4 separate regions of the Mus musculus genome follow, and regions 1, 2 and 3 are each linked to region 4. Evidence: chromatin loops called from intact Hi-C (ENCODE). Cell type or tissue: left cerebral cortex. All regions are shown on one strand.

Region 1 (2,500 bases), 60 kb after region 4:
GAGTGGTGGTTTGCCATTGTAGTTGCAGCCTGACTCTTGAGATGTTGATCACACTAGTAGGGAGTGTCAGGAACAGTGCAAATCCATGAACCCTGGTGAAGGTCCAAGTGTGCCAGCAATAGTGGTGAATCAAAGAGGTTTTCATGTATCCTGTCCCTGCTTTGCATTCCCACACCAATATTCAGAGGGCTAAGAGTGAACTCCACAGTGTTCTGCATCTTGGCTGTCTCTCCAAAGCTTACATCACTTGCTCAGGCTGTCTAAACTTGCCTTCTTATCTGCAAGTTAGGGTACTACTAGTGCCAACCCTGCCTATCTCAGGGTCATCAGAAAGCCCAGATGTTCTCCATAGATAAGAGGGAAGGACAAAAGGCTCCGTAGTGCCAGACAGCATGCAGGAGTCCCAGTGAGCTGCCAGCAAATTAGCCATGAAGCACGAGGATCAGAGGTCATTGGTTCGTGTAAGATGGCAGGGCTGGGGTTTGATCCTGGATTAGATCAACTCAGCATCCCTGTCTTAGCAAGACGAGACCAGTGTCATGAGTCCTTCCTATGCCATTAGCTATAATCCCGTTTAGCAGGCTTGATCTGTGCTTCCTGGTTGCACAAATAAATAATAAAGAACAGTAAACTGACTCCCTGTCATCCTTGAGAGGACATACATTATTAAACCAATATACTATTTCGTCTCTCTCCCTCCCTCCCTCCCTCCCTCCCTCCTTCTTTATAATTTGACTTGACTCAAGAAGAGTAAGCAAGTAGCCTTTTTTTTTTCTTTAAATGGAAAAGACTTTCAGGATGACAAGGGGACTCTTGCTCCTCCTTTTCACACCTAGCATGAGGCCTTTCTCACAATATGCCTCACCAGTGCCAACAAACAAGCAGGAGTCTCTGTAGCTGTACCTGTGCTCAGATCGGTGATTACAGCCATGGCGCATTAAAGCCAGTTAGAGAGAGAAAAATAACCGAGCCGAGTGTTGACATGGTGCCGTGGAAATGTGAATAGACTTTGGGGAGGCAGTGGCAGACCCCGAGTTCAGGGCACCACCACCTTACCCCAAACCATTGGAACCAGGTGGTGCATGTTACTTGAGCTTGCAAAGGGCTGGTTCTTTCCCCGGTGATATGGGGTGCCACTACTGACCCCACATGGCTATTGTGGGGATTTCTCCCTCCTCGGCTGTAGAGACAGAATATGCACATAGACTTAGATGAGCACGTGCTCTGGGAAATGAACAAGCATGCGAAGTAAGGCGTTATTTAACGCTTACTAGCCAGTCACATATCACTTTCCTACCCTATGTCCTCCAGTCATTCTCGAAAAGGGCACAGTCGTGGAGCCATGATGGGCTGACATTGTGAGGAAGGTGGGAAACACAAGAGACACGGGCTATTGGTGCAGCTGCTTGAAGGAACTCCTCCTGTGCGCTGTTAATGAGCAGGATGAGGGCTCGAGAGCACTGAGCACCCTGCGAGCATGACTGCGCTCGACCTGCTGAGAATGCCTTTCGAGCATGCGCTCTACCCGCCCGCAGAGAACGCCTGCCAAGCTGCCTCATCCTCCACTTGCTCCTTGCTTACTCAGCTCAACTCTGCCTTCAAATCTCAGTCCGCATGAGTTAAACACACGGAAGCTTTCTCTCACTTCCCAACCGTGCCAGACACTGTTATTAGACATTCTGTTTGATGAGTTCTCCAGTTAGGTTTTACCTGTATTGTTGAAGTTATCCAGTTAGCGTCAGTCCCACTGTTTAATTCCGTGAGAGAAAGAAATTGGGCTTGTTCTGAACGAGGTGTAGCCCCCACTCTCTGACCTTCTACAGTGTGGGGCTCTTAGAAAGGGGCGTAACAAACTAAACTGGTAAACTTTAGTACTCAGTGAAATAATGGGCTAGATAAGAAACAATTTTCTGAGATTGTTGATATCATCAGGAACCAAGTGTTGTCTTAACTCCTTTAATCTTAAAACAGTCCGGTGATACTTCGTCATTAATTTGATTTTTGAAGGTGGAGAAGCTGACACACGTCACTCCACGACAGCTGGGGGATTTGAGCCTGGCTTTGAGAGATCTTAACCTAACCATGACCTGCTGTGGTAAAGAGCAAGGTTGGGTTCACAAGCAGAGCCAGGCCCTGTTAGAACCCTGAGGATGTTCGAAAGAAAAATCAGCAGAAAAGAATGATTTTAGGTATGATGTCTTACATTTATGCTGCTTCTGCTTTCTGTCAGAGTACGTTAGCCGAATTCACCCAGAGAGCAGCCTGGCTTTTGAAACTGTGATGCTGAGGAAGTTCTAGGCCACTCATCTCTTGTTACCCCTTTGAAGAAACAGCAAATGCTTTTCCACAGTAGGTCAGGGCTATCTGAGGTTAAAAAAAAAAAAAAAAAAAAAAAGTACGTGGCTGACTAAGAGGGCTATACCTGAGCCCATGACTTGTAGTTCTTATTCTAAAAGGAGCTCTGACCCATGGACCCAGAATTCTAGAAGAGTTTTCCTTC
Region 2 (2,500 bases), 80 kb after region 4:
AAGACACCTCAGGAAAGGTGCACTATAGTTAAAATGCAGATTACGATTCTTTTTGACGTGCTAGACATCATATTCTCTGGGCCTTGTAGACACTAGGCAGCTGCTCTACCATTGAGCTGTAACCCTGGTTCTCAAATGATAAGTACCCAAAGGGAAGCATCCACAAACTGTATGAAATAGTTGAGGAGACAGTCCTGGATTCCTTGGTCTAAAGAATCAGCCAAAGAATTTCTCTTCAGTGGGAAGCCACTTACCACATTATGAAGGTGAATGGAAGTCAAGGCTCTGTTTATGAAAGAGAGATGTTCAGAGGCAGAGGTGTGGCAGCTGGTGTTTGTCCTGGGAGAAATGATTACTGTGAATCTGTGTGGACTGAGGAAGGTTGATTTAGGCGAGGGAGGCCAGGTCCACGCAGTGAAGCGTTTCTGTGGTAGCTGGAGGTTTTTGCTTTGACTCTGATGGCTAGGCCTGCCTGCTCACTGTCTGGAATGATGTGGTCAGAATGTTGCTAGAATTCAGTGGTGCCTCAGCAGAGTTAGAAAGGGTTCTAGCAGCCAGAAGTTAGCATCCAGCAGATACTTCTCTGTTGGTGCTGTGGAGACCTGGACCTTGGGTGAAGAGAAAGGAAGAGAGACTCGAGAGTCTCAGATTGTTCTAGGGTTTCCAGACTAGAAGTGTATGTATGGAGTGGTTAAGTGGATAAGAGGAACAAGGGAGAAGAGTCTGAGAATGAAAGAGAAGCTTAGTGTAAACATATTTCAGTTGGGGTCAAGTGCAGGAAGGGGGCCAGTCAAAGGCATGACTCAAGTGGGTGGGGGCTCAGCACTGAAGAGAATCCCGGCCCCACAGAGTTTAAGTGTAGGGACGCACAGTGCTGCCGTCAACCTCTCTGTACCTCTGTTTCGTAAGTTTTGTCTTGACGGCCATGGTTCTGAGAAGAGATCCATGAACTTGGAGGCTACACAAGGCCTGGGATCTGATAAAATCAGAAATGTCTGGCTCAGAGAGAATGGGGCTGGAGAGGATGTCACCAGGTACAGGGTCCTAGGTCCAGGGCCACCAAGGCCCCCAGGTATCGGTCCCTTGAAGGCAAAGCGTGATGGTGGCCAGGAGTTTCTGGGAGGCCATGTCTCTTTTTGAGGTATGGCCTCCCCATTCCTGGGTCAGGCTTATGGTGAGCTCTGTGGCTGGCCTACTTCCTTCCTCACCAGCTTGAGGTCTTCTAGATCCTTCTGTCCAGACAAGGCAACATGAAATTACTGCTTTACCTGAAGCCTCTGCCCTCTGAAAACAGGAAAAAAAGATTATTTTTCTAAGAAAAAAAAAAAAACAGTGTATCTCCTGAAATGTGCCTTTAAAAGAGCGTTGTCATTGCTGATGCAGAATCATGAGAAAAAGAAAAGAACTGCAGGTTCCCTGTGCAGGATGTGAGCCTTGAAACGCTGAGAGTTTGGTTGCCAGGCAACCTCTCCTGCTAGTGTCTGCATCTGAAGAGTACAGTAGACAAGGCCCAGCTTCCTGGGCACTCCACGCCAGCAGAGTGGGAGTTTTCTAATGCCTGGATTAGAGGATTGGGGTTCCCTGAAGTCCTGGTTACCTCACATCTTCTAGGTCATCATGAATACAAATGGTATACTTGAAATACAAATGAGGCTCCACCTACACACAGGATGGCTGAGGTACCTGTTGTGTTCCGTGTTTCTACACTGGAAACATTTTCTCTGTGAGATCCACAGTTCATCCACTGACTAAATGAATATAGCTATTGGTTTTGGTATAACTGGTGGGAAAACTTTATAAATATTTCTCCGAGCCATCAGTTAGAAAGTAGACAGTCTCTTCACCTCAGCCTCACTCCTTTCTGGCCGAAAGCCGTTTTCTTCCTAATCATCCTGGTGTGCCCAGGGTTGGTTTCCCAGGGACTGGCAAAGTCCACCATGCTCTCCTGCTTTCCCCATCAGCTGCAGTAGACAGTCCAACATAGTCCAAAAGTCCTTGTGCCACACCGTGGGGTGATGGAAACACCCACAGAACTAGAGAAGTAGGGATCTTTCTGAACATAGACCATGATGAAAGCCAGCATTAATCAGTCAGACACAGGACGATTGTTCAGTATTGGCCTATTTCCTGGATAGAAAGCACCATGTTGACTATTTAATGTAAACACAAAACCACCTTCACTTCTCAGCCCCAAAGACAAAGAAAACAAACAAACAAATATCTGCTAGGATACTCCCAGACCACAAAGGAACAGGAGCACCATGTCAGATCTCCCACACAGTGACAGGACTGAGAACATGGTGGCTGAAGATCACACGGGCCATGACAGAACTGAGGGCACATGGCTGTCGATCACATTGCAGTAACAGAATTAGGGGGGCTGTCTGGGTTAGTAAGGAACACAGACAGTGAAAGACAAGAGGAACACAGAACTCTGTGAAGAGCACCAAGATAAGTCTCGGAGCACCTGGACCTGGGCAGGCCACTGTCCCAGAGGTCA
Region 3 (2,500 bases), 250 kb after region 4:
TTATTAATCCGTTTCAGCGCCATAGTCTGTGCTTTTCGCCGGGCTCCTCACTATCCCGAGGTGTACTCAAAGGTCCGGCCAAAATTCTTGATTATCCCGGCGGCGGGGAAGGGTTGTCTCTTCTTCTCACACCGGCTCTGCCAGACACAGGCGCCTTTTTGCAAAAACGGAGCAGGTCAGCGACTCGCCAGGGCCTCGGAGAAACCCTGCTGACTCCAGAACCCTGAAAACCGCCGCGATCCCGGCAGGGCGGGGCGGGGTGGCGGAGCCACCAGCTACCGAGATCCGCGCTTCGCCCCAGAGAGGGCGAGAGGGTGACGGGAAGCGCCGAGAGGTGGTTACAAGTTTAACTTCCCGGCCTCTTGAAAGGAAGACGAGCCCCGGGTGGGAGAGGAAGAGGCGGAGGAGAAAGGGGTGGGTGCGGGGCAGGGTCCAGAGCCGGGCAGAGGAGGAGCCGGGGCCTAGTCGGCGCTAGGCCGGCGTCACTCGGGCAGAGAAAGGCAAGGGGGAGGGGAGCGGGCGGCTCCGGACCGACGCCGGGCTCCTTTCGGTTTCGGCTCCAAGGGACAGCGAGCCAGCACAAGGCAATGGGCCCCGGGTGCGCTCCCGTCCCCACGGCGAGGGCTGTTCTGGGTCGCCCCTGACACCACCGTACTCTCCGCCTCGCAGCGCGCTCCTGCGTGCGCGCGCCCGCCCGCTCGCTCGCCCGCCACCTCGCCACCACGCGCCCGGCGGCCGCGGAGCTCCGGCGCGAGGACGCGCCCATGCCCCCTCCCCCTGCGGCCGGGCCCCGGCTCCGCCGCCGGCCTCTCCCCACCCTACCCCACCCAGCCGCGAGGGCTGCCCGCTCGGGCCGCCCACAGCCCCCCGGGCACCGCGCCGGCCCCGGCCCGTCTCCCTCCCCTTTCCCGAGCTGTCCACACCCACGCGTACAGAGGGCCGGGGCCTCCCTCGAGCTGCGGCCTCGGCCTCCTCCCCGCGCGGCAGCTGGTGCCTCCCCGGCCCTACGGGGCTCACGCGCACGGCACAGCCACAAGATGTCCGCTCTGACGGAACTACTGCCAGCTGCCACGCTCCGCCCCTCCCCCCGCCTATTCACCGCCGCGTATCCGTCCGCCAACGCCGCCGTCGCGAGCGCGGGGCGAGCCGAGGGGTTCAGGGGGGAGCGGTTTGCTTCCCTCGCTCGGGCCGAGTGGACGTGCCGCCCGCTTGCCGTCTCCCTGTCGGAACAGCACCTTCTCGCTAAAGCGATCGGAGGTCGGGCCGGGAGGGCGGGGGACGGAGGCGGGTCATGGGCTGAGGGGGAGGGTAGGCGAGTGGCGGAAACCCTTAAATTCAGAGAAGCATCGAGAACCGGAAGGAGACCTTAGGAGGAAGGTAATGGAAGCGGCAGCTGCGCGGTCGAGGCCCCACGCCCCTCCCTGAGTGGCCCCCCGTTTCCTCACTTGGGATGGAGGTGGCGGATCTCGCGAGAACCTCGTGGCAGGCTCGCAGCAGCTCCGGGTCTGCAATGACTTAAGGGCAGTTTTGTGCTCTCTTCCTGGCTCGGGACCCGCCCCCAAATCCGCAAGTTATCGCGAGATGCGCCGGCAACCCCCCCCCTGGGCTCTTACTGGGCGGGTCTTGCGAGGGAAGCACCGCCCCTGAGTGCTTATGCTAGTGGGCGGGGGAGGAAATGGAATTCCCCCGACCGGCCGGCCGTCGCGCGCCGACACGGCCCTCCCCCGGGCGTCCAATCGGGGAGGTGCTGTGGGCGGGGCCGCGGGGTGACTAGATGCCTTAGTCAAGGTGGAGCCGGTTCACGGCTTCTGCCGGCCCAGGTGATGGAGATTTCTTCCCGTGCTCCTCAGAGAGGGCTGAGCAGCGCGAAGAAGCTCCCCTCAAATTAGGAACAGCAAATTAAAAGATCCAGGCTGAGTGCTGATCGCACCGCCAAGTGCGGACACATGCGCGTTGTTAACCCCGAGGGGCCAATCTGAGAGCAGCGGCCTGCAGGGTTCTGCGTTTGCATAGCCTTAACAATACAGCTTTATTGTGATCGGATTGGGTAGAGCCTTAGGTATGGAACCGCAAGAGGAATATCCTAGAATCGTCTTTTCCTTCTGCTGTTTCAGTTTTTGAGCCCCAAAGTGACAAAATACTAGGGAATCGGTCTGGATTAAATCCTGGGGGTGAGATCTGTTAAGTGTGCCACTGCCCTGTTTTAGTCTGCCCTGCATAAAATGTAGAGGGCCGTTTGTCATCGAGAGTACTCTTTGGGTAAAAAGTAAGACTTTAACTTTTGAAAGACATTCAAAAAGATCAATATGTTTAGGTTTTCTAGCATCCTTAAACGACCCTACTTAAAGTGGAGGTCCTTCAGGACTACGTGGAAATAATTTGAATTTTGAGAACCTGTTGCAGGCAATATTCCGCAAGTAAAATGATAAAAGTCAATGTATAGCCGAAGAGTGACGGTGTATACCATAGGTAATATCACTGGAGCAGTTAACGGAATGCA
Region 4 (2,500 bases):
CTGCATGCTCACTACCTGATTGATCCCTGGCCTTTCAAAGTTGTATTTCCACTTGAACTCAGTAGTGAGACCCCCGAACTCTAAAATAGGTTTAAGTCAAAACTCACTTGGGAGCTACCTAGCCCCAGGCTGTCATTCCTGGCCCATGGAGGCACTTTGCCCAAAGAATAAAGACGCTCAAATGCTCGCAAACGGTCATCAGTGGGAGGCCTCTCCAGAAAAATAACCTCCCTTGAGCCGGATAAGGATTTATGAGCTGTGAACCAACACTGCGGGTCTCACTGTCGCTCTAATTCCATCCACAGCGATGATCACACAGGCCGGACAATGCGCTGTGGCTGAAATAATCGAGCGGATTGAAGACTTCATCCAGACCCAATATAAATTCATGGTTCTCTGGAGAGAACCTCAGCTACGATCTCGAAATTCCTGTCCGCTCTATGGAGCGATCTGAGTGTAGCCGAGACCCCCAGAGGAGGGAACAAGCAGATGAGATTGACTTTTGTGCCCAGCGCGTGGGGACCAGGCCGGTCTCCCGTGGCCTCCAGCTGTCCGGGCCTGCCCTTGGGCTGCGGGCGCCTCCCGGGGGCGTCGCGGCCGCCGCGGGGCTTGGGGTTCGGGGCGCCGGGTCGGGGCGCGCGGGCTTCCCCCACCCCCGGAGGCGACCCCACCTCCCGCCCCCGCTGTGCGCGCGCGCGTGGGTCCGTCCGTCTGTCTGCTCTCTCTCGACGTCAGTGGGAATTTCCAGCCAGGAAGTGAGAGAGTGAGCGAGAGAGGACGAGAGAGAAGTACCGAGGCGAGCCGGGCAGGAAGAGGAGGTTTCGCCACCCGAGCAGCCCGGCTGCGCGCTGACGGCTTCCCGTGCCCTGCGCGCCCCCGGCCTGCCGCCGCCGCCGCCGCCGCCGCCGCCCTCGGCCTGCTCGCGGGCCGGCTCTAGCAGCGCAGGCCGGAGCTCAGGGCCCCGCCGCGCCCGGCCCGCCCCGCGCTTCTCCGCCCGCGCCGCAGCCATGGCGCGCCGCTGAGCCGCCCGCCCGCCCGCCCGCGCCCCGACCCGGCTCGGGCTCCCGCCGGTCCGCGCCGCTCCGCAGCGGGAGCCCGCAGGCGAGGAGAGGCCGCGCCGCATCTCCAGGGTAAGCCCCGGGGCAGGTAGAGGAACGGAGCCGCCAGCTCTCCGCACCACGGTGCAGCGGGTCCCACTGGCTCGAAGCTCCCGGGGTTCGGGGGGGGACTAGGGGAGAGCCCCAAGCAGGAGTCGCGGATCGAGCGGCCCCGGCTGCGGGGAAAGGGCACATCCGCACTGGGCGGCCCCGAGGCCTTGCGGGCCGGCTGGCGGGGCCCTCGGCGTCTCCGCGGGCGGGAACGGGAAGCGGAGAGGAACTCTTGCAAAGTTTTAGAAAGATGTACCCAAGCCCCTGCGGCGGGGTTGGGGTGGGGTGGTGGCGGCCAGGCTGAGGTCCGCCACCGGCCTAGGACAGATAGAAAGGTGCTTGGTGCAGTGCACAGCCAGATTTCACCAAAGGGCGGTCAGTGAAATGAAAGCAGAAGTGCCTGTCAGTCCTCCTGGCTGGCAAAGCCCTTCCCAGCTCCTAAGAATCAGTCCCTCGGGAGAACCTGGGGCCCACTTACCAATCTGAGATAGACACCCCCCCCTCCCCATACACACACATATCATGCATTCAGCTGCCAAATCTCAACTTTGATTTTCAAAATAATAAGGAGGGCCTCACACCGATTCTCCAGGGCTGGCATTTGAGAGAGAAATTACCTACTAATAGCACCTTTCAGACTTTTGATTACGGGGAAACTCTAGGATAATGGCACCATGTTTTGTGCCTGACCTCCAAAACAGAAAACGATACAAACATGACGCCTCTGCTACATGTAGGCTTCCTTCGGTCTTCTGAGACAGACACCAATCTTGGCTCTGTTTATGGGTCGAGTCTAAAACTTAAGTGGGACAAATGATAAAAAGATTTCATCATCTAGATTTAATCTGTTTTGTTTTTTTAATGAACTTTTAAAAGTAAAGGCCAACACTGCAGCTTTCTAAGTAAGCATATTTAACTAAAATTTTTGTTGTTTTAGGGCTGAGAACAACTTGTGGTGTTTATTAACATTTGATGGCTATGGCATCAAATACTGGGGCTCAGACTGGTGGTTAGTACTAAAGATGGAGATGGTGATAGAGTTGGGTGGCTTTCTAGAGGACTCTTCAGCTGATTGTTCTTGGGTGGCAAAAAAAAAATGCATTAATGTTCGTCAGACCTTAAAAAGAGAAACTTGATTAAAGTAAGGTCCTTGCTGAAGTGGGTTTTTTTCCCCCTGATTTTAATATTGCGCTTTCTAGAGATGGAACCTCTTGCTGTTTGATGCACGAAAAAAATATGTAAATTATTTACATCGAAGTCCTTTGCTTTGCATATGAACTTGAGAGGCCTGGAATTTAAAAAGCTGTGCTTCCTGTTGCATTTAACATTTCTCACCCCACTGGATGACTACA

What was found. Peaks named below come from ENCODE experiments on the same cell type or tissue, not always from the same donor. Only the 100,000 strongest peaks of a DNase experiment are listed, where the experiment ranks them.
Region 1: it touches region 4 in a loop (2.2-fold over the local background); 4 of 42 quality-filtered maps call a loop at or near these places.
Region 2: it touches region 4 in a loop (2.1-fold over the local background); 7 of 42 quality-filtered maps call a loop at or near these places.
Region 3: a loop joins it to region 4, with 2.5 times the contacts of the local background. A loop is called at or near these places in 8 of 42 quality-filtered maps.

Annotation. Positions count from the first base shown.
Region 1 is chr3:135,629,911-135,632,410 of GRCm38, reverse strand. The region is part of intron 6 of Nfkb1 (nuclear factor of kappa light polypeptide gene enhancer in B cells 1, p105); the gene reads left to right. Among named protein-coding and RNA genes, the nearest start is that of Gm46827, 23 kb to the right of the region's middle. In left cerebral cortex, a CTCF peak has its summit at 1,158; DNase peaks (open chromatin) are centred at 1,191 and 1,525.
Region 2 is chr3:135,609,404-135,611,903 of GRCm38, reverse strand. All of the region lies in intron 12 of Nfkb1 (nuclear factor of kappa light polypeptide gene enhancer in B cells 1, p105), which reads left to right. It overlaps Gm46827 (a long non-coding RNA gene), which reads right to left. Exons shown (of 3, transcript XR_001783992.2): 1 at 255-2,500. Among named protein-coding and RNA genes, the nearest start is that of Gm46827, 2.2 kb to the right of the region's middle. In left cerebral cortex, no CTCF peak of the experiment used is centred here; a DNase peak (open chromatin) is centred at 1,466; H3K27ac peaks cover 1,490 bases.
Region 3 is chr3:135,437,298-135,439,797 of GRCm38, reverse strand. It overlaps Ube2d3 (ubiquitin-conjugating enzyme E2D 3), which reads right to left and starts at 672. Exons shown (of 7, transcript NM_001356597.1): 1 at 1-672. The coding sequence starts at 23. 4930539J05Rik (RIKEN cDNA 4930539J05 gene) reads left to right here and starts at 1,133. Exons shown (of 3, transcript NR_030689.1): 1 at 1,133-1,377. In left cerebral cortex, no CTCF peak of the experiment used is centred here; DNase peaks (open chromatin) are centred at 490, 596, 1,099 and 1,526; H3K4me3 peaks cover 2,422 bases; H3K27ac peaks cover 2,110 bases.
Region 4 is chr3:135,689,753-135,692,252 of GRCm38, reverse strand. Nfkb1 (nuclear factor of kappa light polypeptide gene enhancer in B cells 1, p105) reads left to right here and starts at 706. Exons shown (of 25, transcript NM_008689.2): 1 at 706-1,130. In left cerebral cortex, no CTCF peak of the experiment used is centred here; DNase peaks (open chromatin) are centred at 535, 722 and 1,444; H3K4me3 peaks cover 2,400 bases; H3K27ac peaks cover 1,808 bases.